Regions from separate parts of the Homo sapiens genome. Here all the other regions are linked to region 2. The links are chromatin loops, found by intact Hi-C in ENCODE. Cell type or tissue: B cell. All regions are shown on one strand.

Region 1 (5,000 bases), 130 kb after region 2:
ACTGGGAAGATCAAAACGTACGTAAGAAATAATATATATTTCTAAAACATACAGCATAAATAAATGGAGAGTTAAGAAAGGTAGTTATGCCCATTTATTATTCATTCATTGATTCACTCGACAAACATTTACTGGGCATCTGCTACGTACCAGGCACAGCGAGAGGGCTTCTGAACGTGAACATTAATTTGGTTGCATTCCTTTAAATTGAGCAGGTCTACACTTGAGGATCAATTAAAGGCATCATCTGATCAGGTGATAAAGGGCTTATAGGAACATAAATCTGAAACTACTAAATCAAATTTGGAAAAAATATTATACGGTATTAGTTCAATCCTATTTTATAAACAAAGAAGTTGAGAACCAGACAGAATAACTTGTTCCAAAAACTATAGCTATTTAGTACAAGAGCTAGGGTTAGAATGTAGATTTCTTGGTTTTCAAAAAACTTTTTTCAATGTGCTAAAAGGACTGAAAGTAAAAGATGTTAAAACACATTATTTCATAATCCAGGTGTGTGACAGTTGACAAAGCAAACAAAGAAAAAATAAGTGTGTCTAGATTGAAGAAGTAATTTGAAGGAGTTGAATTGAGATGTTAGATGTTTCCAGCAGTGCTCAAAGTAAGTTTAGGTCTGGCAGTGGATCACAAGGATCCTTCTTCCCAGCTGAAAGTGATCAAGGAAGAAACGCCTGCTCTTTCTCTGGGTTTTATGAACTGCCAAGATTCCACAGACTTGATTTTATATACTACTAGCATTAGCCTCCTACACCAGGGTCAACAAATTATGGCCCGTAGAGCCTGAAACCTGGTTTTGTACAGACTTCCAAGCTAAGAACTGTTGCTACAGTTTTAAAGGGTTAACAAAAAAGAAAAAAAAAAAGAAAATGAAAGAAAGTCTAAAAGAATCTGCCCTTTACAGGGAAAGTTGGCCAGTCTTTGTCCTCAGTTATTAAAAATTACTAAAACCTTGTATTTAAAAACTCAACTTGGCATGTTATTTGAATGTACTGTCATCCTTCACTATCCCTAGAGGATTGGTTCCATGCCTCCCTCCATCCACCTCCCAAAGACAACAAAATCTGCAGATGCTCAAGTTTCTAATATAAAATGGCATAGTATTTGCATATAACCTATGCACATCCTCCTGGAAATCACCTCTACACAACTTACAATACCTAATATATAATAAATGCTATGTAAATTGTTATAGTGTACTGTGTTTTATTTTTAAAATTTTTCTGAATATTTTTGTTCCATGGTTAGTTGAATCCATGCAGAATCCATGGAAAAGGAGGGCCTACTGCAGTCACTGCATTAAGTCTATCTAGTAAAATATTTAACAATGTCACAAAATTTCCATTGAACATGCATGTACACTGAGTTGAAGTTCTTTGATTCTCAGAATATGCTATTCACCCATCATAGGTGCTGGCTTGAGTACCTCATTTTCATCTGCTGCTCTTATACTAATTTAGAAACAAAACACTTTTTCATTGTTTTGGATGAGCATTTTTATAGCATATTTGCTGCAAAAATATTGTTAGCACTCTATCATGTTATTACTCTCTGGTTTTTGGCCATCTCCTAAGTTCTTCCCCTTCTAGAAGGTATGGATAGTAGGATATGTGGTTCACAGGATCTTCTGCGACACCCCAATTGACCATGTTCAAAAATGCTTGAGAAAAATAAGCTTAGAGAAAGGGAGATAAGAGGTTTCTAGTCAGATGACAAGCAGTATGGTGATCTGGAAAAATAAATAATCCTCCTACTTTCTCCCAAGTCCAGTCTGTAGGATTTCACTTCATTATCTAGCCTTAGGTGCTATGAATTTATAGGACAGTCATCTTCTATTTTGATTGGCATAGGTCCAATTAAAGAAAAAAACTCATGAAACAAGCCGCAGTCTTTCCAACCATAAAAAGAATTAAGAATAAACAGTTTCTTGAAGAAAAGTTCATCTAATGCATACAGGTAGGATTAAATCAACATGTGTCTCTACGAGAATACAAAGAAAAAATTATTTTTGCATTATCTACAATTTTGAACTATCTGTACCACTACTCACTTCCACAGACGTGACTTCAAAGAGTATGTTACATTTTTCATAACAGAAAAATAATACCATTTCCTACACATCCGAAAAAGATGCACTACTGGGTCATCAAAAACAAAACAGTGTCCCGTTTCTGGCTCTTCTACAGCAATGAAGATCCATTCTGTTCCACGTGGGTCTGCTGCCATCTAGTGGATTATTTAAGAAAAAAGCTTTACAGTAAAGAATAGTTTGTCATAAAATTGTAGGCTGAATTTGGTATCAGGGGCTATTAATACATAATGTTACCACCCGTCAGACTTCACCAGCAAATGGATGCTGTCTGACAAATGAGACTGGCCAGGCTGTGGCGGCATGGCAGATCAACCTAACACACACACAGAGTACCTTTAAAGAACTGTCTCCAAATAACTAAGAATAGCTATCTTCTCTTTTAGCAGAAAACATCTGTTTTCAACGTAAAATAACCAACTTGTAACAGCCAAACATAGAAAAAAAAATAATGGTTAGTAAAATCCCTGGACAGGTGATTTTGAGATTCCAACACAGACTCAGCCACATCACACTGAGGAAGAAGTACAATTGAAGGCTGACCAGCAAGTAGAGTTGGAGCCAGACAGCCTGATATCTCACTTCTTCCTGGCTGCTGACCCTGGGCAATTTACCTAATGTCTCCAAGCTATAATTGCTTCAACAGTGAGAAAGCACCTATTTCTCAGCTGTCATAAACTTTAACCGAGAACAATATAGGTAGGCACCGTGTACTGGATATAGTAAGCGCTCAACAGAGTCTGTTGTTCTCTTGAAGGTCAGAAATGAATAATAGGAATATTCTTATTAACGTTTTTTATTTAAATGCCACTTTATTGAGGTACAACTGACAAAGCGCATAAACTATAGTTTTACAAGTTTGGACATATGTGTACATCTGTAAAACCATCATCACACTTAAGACAGTTATTAGATTCTTCACCCTCAAAAGTTTCCTTGTTGTAGTTTGCAATTTCCTCCCTCCTGCATATCTGTTCCTTCCCCCCTCCATCACCAAGCAATCACTAATATGCTTTCTGTTGCTTTCTGTATTTTGCATTTTCTAAAGTTTTATATAAATGTAATCACAGAGTATTTATTCGTTTTTGAAAAAGGATGGTGTCTGGCTTAAGTTAGCCTAATTATTTTATGATTCATCCATGCTGTGTATATCAATAGTGCATTCCTTTTATTGCTGAGTATTCCACTGTATGATACAACACTATTGATGGACATTTGTGTTGTTTCCCGTTTTTGTCCATTACAAATAAAGCTCCTATAAGTATATGCCCTACAAGTCTTTGTATGGGCATATATTTAATTTTTGTGTGTGGATAAATAGAAGTAGAACGGCTGGATAGTATGACAGGTGTTACATTTAGCTTTCTTAAATCAGTCAAACTATTTTACAAAGTGATGCCACTTTACACTTCCACCTGCAGTGTATGAAAACTTCTGTTCCTCTACATCCTCTCCAGCACTTGGTATGCTCCGTCTTTTAAATTTTGCCAAATAGGTTAATAGTGGTATCCGTGCTTTTAATTTGTATTTTCCTAATAACTAATGATGTTGAACATCTTTTTATGTCCTATTTGTCATCTGTATATCTTCTTTGTTGAAGTGTCTGTTCAAATAACAATATTGTCTTCTGATCCATGATCAAGGTATATCTTCCCAATTATATAAGCTTTCTTTAATTTCAGCAATATTTTGTACTGTTCAGTGTTCAAGTGTTTCACTTATATTGCCTTCTAAGTATTTCATAATGTTTGATGTTATTGTAAATGCCAGCTTTTTAAATTTCAAATTTTTATTTTGATTGCTCATTGCCAGTATAGAGAAATACAATTTATTTTTGTACATTGATCAGATACTTACTAAATTGACTTTTTTATTCTAGCAGGCTTTTTTAAATTGTAGATTCCATCAGATTTTCTACATAGACATTTATGTCTGTGAATACAAATGGTTTTAATTCTTTTTTTCCTAATGTGAAGTCCTTTTATTTGTTTATATTATCCATCTGCACTAGATGGATCCTCTAGTACAATTCTGAATAGAAGTGGTGAGGGCAAGACATCCCTGTCTTGTTCCTGATCTTATAAAGGAAAGCATTCTGTCTTTCACCATTAAGTGTGACACTCTGTAAGTTTTCATAGATGATCTTTTGTCAGGTTAAAGAGCTCACTTCTACTCCTAGTTTACTGAGAATTTTTGTTAGGAATGGAAGTAGAATTTGTCAAATGCTTTTTCTGCATCTATTGAGATGATTATATAGGTTTTCTTTTTAAGTTTGTTAACATAATGAACAATATTTATTGCTCTTTCAGTATTAAACCAACCCTGAATTCCTGGGATATACTCCACTTGTTACATCCTTTTAAAATATTGGTGATTTGATTAGTTAAATTTTGTTTAAATTTTCTGCATTTATGTCATGAGATGAAATGGATGTGTAGTGTTTTTTTCTGGGTTTTTTTTTTTTTTTTTTGAGACAGAGTCTTGCTCTGTCATGCCCAGCCTGGAGTGCAGTGGCGTGACCTCAGCTTACTGGAACCTCCTGCTGCCAGTTCAAGCGATTCTCCTGCCTCAGTCTCCCAAGTAGCTGGGATTACAGGTGCCCGCCACCATGCCCAGCTAATTTTTTGTACTTTTAGTAGAGACAGAGTTTCACCATATTGGCCAGGCTTGTCTTGAACTCCCGACATCAGGTGATTCGCCAGCCTCAGCCTCCCAAAGTGCTGGGATTACAGGCATGAACCACTGCACCCAGCCTAGTAGTGTTCTCTTCTTTTACTGTCTTTATCTGGTTTCAATATAAGGATTATGCTGACCTGCTAAAACGAATTCTTCAATTTTTTGGAACAGTTTGTGTACAATTAGTTAAATATTTGATAGATTACATTAGTGAAGA
Region 2 (5,000 bases):
TGTCTAGTGCTGTCAGTGGAGTATTGAAGTCCCTCATTATTATTGTGTTGCTGTCTATCTCAATTCTTAGTTCTATTAGTAACTGTTTTACAATTTTGAGAGCTCCAATGTTACGTGCATGTATGTTTAGGATTGTGATATTTTCCTGCTGGACAAGGCCTTTTAACATTATTTAATATCCCTCTTTTTCTCTTTTAACTGCTGTTGCTTGTTGCTTTAAAGTCTGTTTTGTCTGATGTAAGAATAGCTACCCCTGCTTGCTTTTGACGTCCATTTGCATGAAATGCCTTTCTCCACCCCTTTACTTTAAGTTTATGTGAGTCCTTACGTGTTAGGTGAGTCTCCTGAAGGCAGCAGATAGTTGATTGGTAAGTTCTTATCCATTCTGCAGTTCTATATCTTTTAAGTGGAGCACTTAGGCGATTTACATTCAATGTAGTATTGAGATGTAAGGTATCATTGCATTCATTGTGCTATTTGTTGCCTGTGTACCTTGGATTTTTTGTTTTTTGTTTTTGCTTTTTAAATTGTATTTTTGTTTTATAGGTCCTATGTGATTTATGCTTTCAAGAGGTTCTGTTTTGATGTGTTTCTGGATTTGTTTCAAGATTTAGAGCTCCTTATAGCAGCTCTTGTGGTGCTTCCTTAATAGTGGCGAATTCTCTCAGCATTTGTTTGTCTAAAAAAGACTATATCTTTCCTTCATATATGATGCTCAGTTTCACTGGATACAAAATTCTTGGCTGATAATTGTTTTGTTTGAGGATTCTGAAGATAAAGCCTCAATTCCTTCTCGCTTGTAGGGTTTCTGCTGAGAAATCTGCTGTTAATCTCATAGGTTTTCCTTTATAAGTTAACTGGTGCTTTTGTCTCGTAGGTCTTACACTTCTTTCCTTCATCTTAACTTCATCATAACCTGATGATGATGTGCCTAGGTGATTATCTTTCTGTGATGAATTTCCCAGATCTTCTTTGTGCTTCTTGTATTTGGATGTCGAGGTCTCTAGCTAGGCCAAGGAAATTTTCCTTGATTATCTCCCCAAATATGTTTCCAAACTTTTAGATTCCTTTTCTTCCTCAGGAATACCTCTTCCTTATTCTTAGGTTTGGTCATTTACCATAATTCCAGACTTCTTGGAGGCCTTGTTTATATTTTCTTATTTTTTCTTTGTCTTTGTTGGATTGGGTTAATTTGAAGACCTTGTCTTTGAGCTCCGAATTTCTTTCTTCTACTTGTTCAATTCTATTGCTGAGACTTTCCAGAACATTTTGCATTTCTATAAGAGTGTCCAAGGTTTCCTGAAGTTTTGATTGTTTGTTCTTTAACAATCTATTTCCTTAAATATTTCTTCCTTCACTTCTTGTATTGTTTTTTGGATTTTCTTGCCTTTCGCTGGTGTCTCCCTGATTAGCTTAATAAGTAACCTCCTGAATTCTTCTTCAGGTTAATCAGGGATTTCTTCTTGGTTTGGATCGATTGCTGGTGAGCTAGTGTGATTTTTTGGGGGTGTTAAAGAGCCTTGTTTTGTCATATCACCAGAGTTGGTTTTCTGGTTCCTTCTCATTTGGGTAGGCTCTGTCAGAGGAAAAGTCTACGGGTGAAGGCTACTGTTCAGATTATTTTGTCCCAGGGGATGTTCCCTTAATATAGTACTCTCCCCTTTTTTCTATGGATGTGGCTTCCTGTGAGATAAGCTGCAGTGATTGTTATATCTCTTCTGGGTGTAGCCACCCAGCAAGTCTACCAGGCTCCAGGCTGGTACTGGGGTTTGTCTGCACAGAGCCCTGTGATGTGAACTGTCTATGGGCCTCTCAGCCATTGATACCAGCACCTGTTCCAGTGGAGGTGGCAGGGAGATGAAATGGGCTCTGTGAGGGTTCTTACCTTTGGTGATTTAAAGTTCTATTTTTGTGCTGGTTGGCGTCCTGCCAGGAGGTGGCACTTTCCAGAGAGCATCAGCTGTGGTGGTACGAAGAGGAAGTGGTGGTGGGCGGGGCCCTAGAACTCCCAAGAGTATATAGCGTTTGTCTTCAGCTACCAGGGTGGGTAGGGAAGGCCCATCAGGTGGGGGCAGGGCTAGGTGTGTCTGAGCTCAGACTCTCCTTGGAAGGGTCTTGCTGCAGCTGCTGTGGGGAATGGGGGTGAGGTTCCCAGGTCAATGGAGTCATCTACCTAGGAGGATCATGGCTGCTTCTGCTGAGTCATGCAGGTTGCCAGGGAAGTAGGGGAAAACCAACAGTCACAGGCCTCACTCAGCTCCCACACAATCTGAAGGGCTGGTCTCCCTCCCATCATGCCCCTCCCCCAACATCCTGTTTCCAGGCAGTAGATGAGCACGGCTTGAGAACTTGCCCCAGACTAGCCACTTCCCAGGTGCAGAAGAAAAAGGATTTGGTTCTTCCCTCACCCGTGGAGTCTGCACACCAGATTCGTGCCCTTCCCCAGGTTCTGGCCAGGAGGCTTCTTGCTGGATTCAAATTGTTACAAAGTTCAGCTGGGGACTTCCTTCTCCCTGTGGCATTTTACCCTGTGCCTCTGGTCACCCTCCCAAAAGATCCCTGTGGTACCAAGCAGGGATGGCATGCTTAGGGACCCAGTGAGCTCCCAGGTCCTTTCCCACTGCTTCCTCTATCCCTGTATTTTGCTCAGCTCTCTAAATTGACTCAACTCCAGGTAAGGTCAGAAAGTTCTCCCACAAACTAGACCTTCAGGGGTTGGAGTCTATCACCATTCTCCGGTATGTAGGCTGGGCCTGCTTCTTATGGCAGGAGCAATGGCGTGCTAATCCCAAACCAAGCCTCAAGTGGCCTTACAGTTTCTACTCTCTCTTTTGGAACTGTGCCATCACCATTTGAACAAGCCCAGTCTAGACTTCTAGAGAACAAGATACTATAAAGGAGAGCCCACTTGTTCAGCTGAGGCCTCCTAGACCTGCTTACAACCAGCTGACTCCCAACAAGAAGAGAGAGCCCAGGCACTATTAGAAAGCTGCATACCCAACCCAAGCTGGTTACATACCTGTTTGTAGCCCAGCTACAAACAGAAGAACCACCAAGCTGACTTGTAAACTATAACATGTGCTTCTTCATTTAAAGCTTATTTAAAGTTGTTGAACTTTGGGTTGGTTTGGTTCACAGAAATAGCTAACCAATAAAAATGAATAAAAAATTCTGGTATGTTCAGAAAATGAAATTCAAAGATGAAAATGAACACATTATTTTCTACAAACAACATGGCCAACTTGCACATCCCGTTCGGCAAAAAAAGCCAGACACAGAAGAGCACTAGCGTTTCTGTCTACCTACAAAAAATTCACAACAGGCAAAATTAGTAAAGAGTGATTTAAGTCAGCAAACTGGTGACCTCTGGGGACAGACAGTACCTGGGAGGGGACGCAAAGGACGCTTCTGAGTTGATACTCTATTCTTGATCTTGATTCTGGTTTCATGAGTCAGTTCACCTTATGAAAATTCAATGAGTTTTATACTGTTTGTGCACTTTTATCTAGGCAATTCAATAAAAGAATGTTTTAAAAAGAAATCGGTAAAGGGTTGAACAGCAAACTGACAGAAGAGAGCATAAAAAGAGCATAAGCCTCACTAGTAGTCTAAGGAAAGCAAGCCAAAGCAATCAGAAATATTAGTTTTCATCCATTAACAGGCAATAAATTTAAAAGACTAAAATATCCAGTGCTCAAGAAGGGATGAGAAAATATTCACATACAGCTAGTGTGTGAATTTTATAAAGTAATCTGACAAATATATTAAAGTTTGAAATACATGTAATCTTGATTCAATCCATTTAGCAATCTAGCGTATAGGAATGAAACCACCAATACATAACGATATACTTACAAGAACATTTACTGAAGCAATGTTTATGGTAGCAAAAAGCTTACAACATCTTGAATGTGCATCAAAAGTGTATGGCTGCAAAAATTATGGTTTATACATAATAGGAGATTAAATTATGTAAACATTAAAAATAATGTGTTATAATATTTTGTCCAGTAATGATGAGGGCATTAATTTGAAAAGCAAAATTCAAAGTAATAGATATAGAGTGATCCTAATTTGTTTACAAATAAAAGAGATTAACCCAAAAAAATCCTATATAAATGTTGTAAATGTTTTCTTCAGCATAAAGTTTTAGAAAAATACAAATAAATCTGTTAGCATTAGTCACCTCAGGAAAGTAGAATTTGGAGAAAGAGGGCACTACTACTTTTTATTTTATATATTTTTTACTTTTTTACTTATTATGAGAAGTATATATTACACTGGAAATGAAACAAATACACGTTAGAAAATATTCTCATATTAGAAAATAAAGTGTTCTCTAGAGAAAAAAACTCCTTAATCTTTCAAATGATGAGAGATAAAAACTCAACAGTTGTGACCTCTTTGCAAGATTGTTAAAAGCCAGTCCAGAAGCACATCATATCACATATGAATTTTATCTGATTATTAATTCAAGCTGAAGAAGAAATAAATTATCCCATAAAATATCTCTTAGCACTTGGAGTAAATATAGTTTGAAAAAAATGTGACTGAACTAACAATCTTTTGGAAAATTCTATTTGCTATATGAGTGGAAAATATTACTCAGAGTACTGACATTTCCTGTTTACCACTGAAAAAAGAACTTAGTTCTCTAACCTTGTAAATGTAATTCAACTGTGAATCTTACAAACACTTACAATAAGAGTTTGCCTTACTAAACAAATCAGGTTCATCTGGCAGTCCAGTTCTTAAAGGAACTAAACTTTATCTTAAAAGGAAGTATAGAAATAAAAAGGAAAGATAGTAAAAGTAATGAATTCCAAGTTATAAAGGAACTAATATACCATATAAAAATCTAGTTAAATATAAATATTTCAATTTTTCCCTCTTTTAAATGTCTCAGAAAAGTCAATGAAATCAAAGTGAGTGTCCAGCTGTTCTAAATTACTGGATAATAATATCCAAGTAATTTAGAGCTTTTTGAAAAGCTTTAAAAA
Region 3 (5,000 bases), 140 kb after region 2:
TTCCAATATATCTGTTTTATTCACTTTCCAACTTTAGCCACACTACATCTTCCTCTTTCAGGTTATTATTTTAAAAAAAAATACTCAAATGCGAGAATTCACATTAGCACTAGTGGAAAGGCTTACTATGTTATTTAGGAGTTAGGGAAATTTTTATCTCAAGGACTGTGTTTCATAGCTATTCTCATTTCTATTCACCAATTTCCTTCAATACAAAATTTTGTTAATTCTGACAGGATACAAACCTCTGTGCCCCAGCTTTCCCATCTCCTAACACTTAAAAATAATACATAAGCCTTGGTGGAACTCTAGCTAGTCTTGAGTGTGATGGCTTCTTCAATTATGGGATTTTATGAGCATGCATTATGGATTCAGATATGGCAATCAGCCTCTTAACAAAACATAGAATAATCTTGTACCTGTTAGAAGAGTTTCGGGACTCTTAAAAAACTTTGGTTAGAATTATTGCCTGTTAAAGTTTGAAGAGACCATAACCTAGCCCACAGAAAATACACATGAGAAAACCATGTCTTGGAAGGTTCGAGAGCTTACTCAAGGTCACACCGCTATTTGGATCTGATTTCAGGAAATGTACATGCAATCACATACAGCTTGCTTGATTAGAAATGTTTCCGATTATCTCATTGATTTCTTTAGCTCAGCTACACTCTAAAAACTCTGATTCTAATCAGAGAATTGCAAAGTAAATCATGAGAAACCTATGACTAAAATGAATAAAAAGCTGTAAACATCAAATGTTGACAAGGACTTTGAGCAGCACAAACTCTGATACACTGGCTGTACTCATATCTGGTACAACCACTTTAGGACACTGTTTAGCTGTTATCCACAAAAGCTGAACATAAACATATCCTATGAGCCAGTAACCCAATTCCTTCACATACATGCACCAAAAGAACATATAAGAATGTTCTGGGAAGCATTGTTCATCCTAGCAAAAAATAAAAACAAAATCAAAAACTGGAAACACTACAACCAGTAGAAAGAATAAATAAATTGTAGTATGTTTAAATATGGAATACTATACAGTAACGAAAACAAATGACCTGCAGCTGCATGGATGAATCCCACAAACATAATGAAAGAAGCCCAACATAAAATAATTCTATTTGATTATTGATTCTATTAGATTAAAAAAAGGAAAATTAATCAATGATGTTAACAAAGTCAGGACACTGGTTATCTCCGAAGGGCATGAAGGGGTGTAAGCACAAGAAGGTTTTAGGGGACTAAGGAATGTTCTATTTCTTGACATTTGTGGTAATACAATAGAAAATTCATTCAGCTATACACAAATAATTTGTCTAGTACTCAATGTATACATTATACTTCCATTTTTAAAAAGTCTGAAAAAGCAAGCCTGTGTTTACTTATGTGATGTATTTTGATATATTGATTCTGCTGCTTTTAAAAACATGAGTTTCTCTGTGTGTTCTCAAGACATTTTTCTATGTTGTTTGTGTTTGGGCAAGGATGAATGGCCCTTGTGAAAATGCCTACTCTGGTTTACCTATATGATAGGTACCTTATACTTATAAACCCACAAAGGCTTGCTTATCCTTATACTATACATCACAGCTAGGAGTATGTCTGACAGAAAATATGGAGAAATGATAGAAGGTAAACAGGCATAGATGTTGCTAATAAAAATGTCACTTTTGAACATCTCAATCCAAAGTTTGAAAACTAAATCTAAGCCTTTCTAAGAGGCATGGTGATCTTCTAGACCTGTGATAACAAACGATTTTGTTTGCCTGCCAACTCCAGTCTACTGGGAATGGTTGCCTGGAGCCTTGGGTTGAAAAAGACTGGATGGCATGCTAGGCCAGCAACAGAGAATACTGTCTATGCCATGGGTAAAAGATGGAGCATGGGTGGCACAAGGGCCTTGTTGACTGTTACGGAGTCAACGCTTTCTCTCATAGGATACAAATATTTTCTTAATCATTTTAAACTGTCTACAGAGCCTGTAATAAAGTCATAGTTTGTTATAACTATTTACCAGTTTTATTATTTTAATATAATTAAATTTCTAATTTATTTTACATGTAAGCATTTACAATATTTAAATATTTTATGCTTAATATAAATTATATCATTATAATATGGTTTAAATGCTTTACTGGTGAAACAAATTCAAAAGACTGCAGATGGTCTTAAACCAAAAAAATGGTTTAAAAATATTTTTGACTGCCATTTTCCTTTTTTGGGGGTATAAACTAAACCATAAAACTTAATATTTTATAAGTGTTTATTTCATCAAAACTAATGTGAAAATAAACTTTCCCACTGCAACACTCAAGAAGACTTTAGCTTTAGTTTAACAGATGCTCATATTCTAATTACAGGTTACCTTACTTACAGCATCTTCTCTTTAGGTTTCTTTTGTAAAATCAGATAATTGTACTGACACAATTTCAAAAGTTGCAAATGTAGTGTGAAGAGAACCTAAATGTGGTGCAAAGTATCATTTTATTCAATCGCACCCAGTATTATTAGCATTACCAAATGGGGAAAAAAGTGAACTGAAATTTCACACTTCTGCCTTTCACTTCCACGTGATTTCTGCATAGCCCTTATCAGTACACATACTTGACAGTAGTTAGATTTTTAACAATACTTTATCTAATCTAAACTCCCCTTCATTTAGACATTGAATCTCAGAATTAGAAAAAGTACAGTGATGACTGGTTTCACTAAATTCATGGCCCCAAATCTTAAATGTATACTCAACACATTTGCTAAACCCCCTTCTTTCCCGCCCATTCTCTATCTGATGACCTTGCTTCCCATTTCATTTAAGAACAGACCCACTCAAACAGGAAATCTCCCATGTTTGCCCACCATGTTTCCATCTGTACCACACGTAGCCTCACCTCTATACGGTGGATGAAATGTGAACTTGCTAGTGGTCCATTCCCATGCCCTCACTTTCAAAACATTTCCTTTGCAATTATACGCTTACCAGAATTTCTCTGTTGCAGTGTAAAATGGAACCCTTTCTTTGATCCTCTTTCTACTTTCATAGCAGAGTCTGCTAGTTGCCTACTAAATATTGATTCTCTCATCCTTCTTTCTCAAATAGAATAATCCCCAATTTTAGTGAGCACACTGAAATCCTGCTAAGATGTTTTCAGCCTCTCTGGCAGCTAGGTGTAGCCACCTGATCAATGACATAAGCAGAGATGAGGAGAAAATCTGGAAAGTCTCTTTAAAATGGAAAGAGTGGGTGCTTCTCCTTCCCTTCCTCCATCTACACTTGCAATATGGCTATGAGAATGTTCTTTTCAAAGTCACCAGTTTACCAAATCCAATTATCTGCTTTTATCTTAGTCTCTCAGCAGCATTAGGGAGAGATAATGCCTCACTCATTCTTGAAACATTCTTTAATTTCTAGAAATCTACCACATCTTGATTTTTATCTTACCTCACAGGTCACTCCTTAGATTCTTCATGCTACCTTCCTGATTTCCACATTTTTTAATGTTCCAGGCCTCTTCTCTTTCCTCACTCTTACGTGATTACTTTACACCTATGGTTTTAAATACCATTTATACTCTGAGGACACTCTGACTTCCAAATTCCTGTATCTAAAGTAGATGTTTGATATCTCCACTTAGATATCTAAATGATATCTCAAAATATACTTAGTCAAAACAAAACTCTCCCCTACTTGTCCTGAACTGTAGTCCCTCCCGTTTCAGTACACACTTGCCACCACCTAGTCGGTTGCTCAATGCAAAAACTATGGAGTCATCTTTAACTCCTTCCTTCCTCTACCATCCCTACCCACATGCATCAGCAAGTCCCGCTGGCTCTACCTCCAAAACACACTCATTGCTTCTCTCCATCCCCACTGCCATCACCCTGGTGCAAGCCAGCATCCGAGCTCTCCCCAGACCTCTGTGATGACCAGCATACCTCCCTGCTATTCCCTCAATGTCTATTTTCTAAGCAGCAGCCAAAGTAATTTTTTCACAGTGTAGATCTGATTATGTCTCTCCTCTGCTTAAATGCCTCCAGTGATTTCCACTGCCTCTTAAAATGAAATCTAAACTTCCTGAACCACCTGCAAGGCCCCAGCTGACCCGCCAGACCCCTCTGGTTTCATCTCCTGGCACTCTTGCCCCAGATGCTGTGCTTCAGCCACACTAGCTTTTTCCCTTTTCCCTATTTTCTGAGTATTTCAAGCCCAGGTCTGCTTTTGAATTTTTAATGCTAGTTATTCCTTCTGTCTGAAATGCCCTTTCTCTGAATCTTCTCACTACCAGTCCCTCCTCATCCTCATTCAAAGACCATCTAAAGTAAAGGTAGCTTCCCCAGTCACTTGCTCTCACCTCACTTTCACTATATTTTCTTTACAGAAAGTTAAGTTGCTCATTATTTCTCCTTACTACACTGTAAACTACAATGAGAGCAGGACCTTATAGATTGTTTACTGCTACATTCCTACAGTTTGGAACAGTATCTAGCAAGTACTATGTATCCCAAAAATTATTTGTTGAATGAATCACAATAGAATATCAAAATTAAAACCCTCTTAGTCTGAACCATTATTCCTATGTTTAAAATTCTTATTAATAAGTCTGAGAAATATCTGACCATCCTTTTTCTGGTCACTGATAAGGAATCTCATTCCTCCTGAGGGAGGCAATTCTACCTTAACAACTTGGATTATTCAAAAGCCCTTCCTCCTTCTCAAGGTGAAATCTGACTACCTGTAGCTTCCGTACATTTGTGGAGGCCCCTATGTTCATGCAGGACATATGGCTTCTGTTTCACATATGACAGTGATTCAAACATCTGCAGATGGTGACTGTACCTTCACCTGCATGAACAGTCCCTGTCTTTTTTTTTTTTTTGAAATGGAGTTTTGCTCTTGTTGCCCAGGCTGGAGTTCAATGGCGTGATCACTGCAACCTCCGCCTCCCAGGTTCAAGCGATTCCCCTGCCTCTGCCTCCCAAGTAGCTGGGATTAC

What was found. Peaks named below come from ENCODE experiments on the same cell type or tissue, not always from the same donor. Only the 100,000 strongest peaks of a DNase experiment are listed, where the experiment ranks them.
Region 1: a loop joins it to region 2, with 2.6 times the contacts of the local background. A loop is called at or near these places in 2 of 110 quality-filtered maps.
Region 3: it touches region 2 in a loop (2.7-fold over the local background); 2 of 110 quality-filtered maps call a loop at or near these places.

Annotation. Positions count from the first base shown.
Region 1 is chr6:132,482,106-132,487,105 of GRCh38, forward strand. All of the region lies in intron 2 of STX7 (syntaxin 7), which reads right to left. Among named protein-coding and RNA genes, the nearest start is that of STX7, 29 kb to the right of the region's middle. In B cell, CTCF peaks have their summits at 2,261 (motif pointing left) and 2,466; a DNase peak (open chromatin) is centred at 2,236; H3K4me3 peaks cover 406 bases; H3K27ac peaks cover 5,000 bases.
Region 2 is chr6:132,352,708-132,357,707 of GRCh38, forward strand. All of the region lies in intron 4 of MOXD1 (monooxygenase DBH like 1), which reads right to left. Among named protein-coding and RNA genes, the nearest start is that of MOXD1, 46 kb to the right of the region's middle. RefSeq lists an enhancer at 1,664-2,863. In B cell, no CTCF peak of the experiment used is centred here; a DNase peak (open chromatin) is centred at 1,974; H3K4me3 peaks cover 2,786 bases; H3K27ac peaks cover 4,140 bases.
Region 3 is chr6:132,496,194-132,501,193 of GRCh38, forward strand. The region is part of intron 2 of STX7 (syntaxin 7); the gene reads right to left. Among named protein-coding and RNA genes, the nearest start is that of STX7, 14 kb to the right of the region's middle. RefSeq lists an enhancer at 2,897-3,106. In B cell, no CTCF peak of the experiment used is centred here; a DNase peak (open chromatin) is centred at 2,568; H3K4me3 peaks cover 4,023 bases; H3K27ac peaks cover 4,737 bases.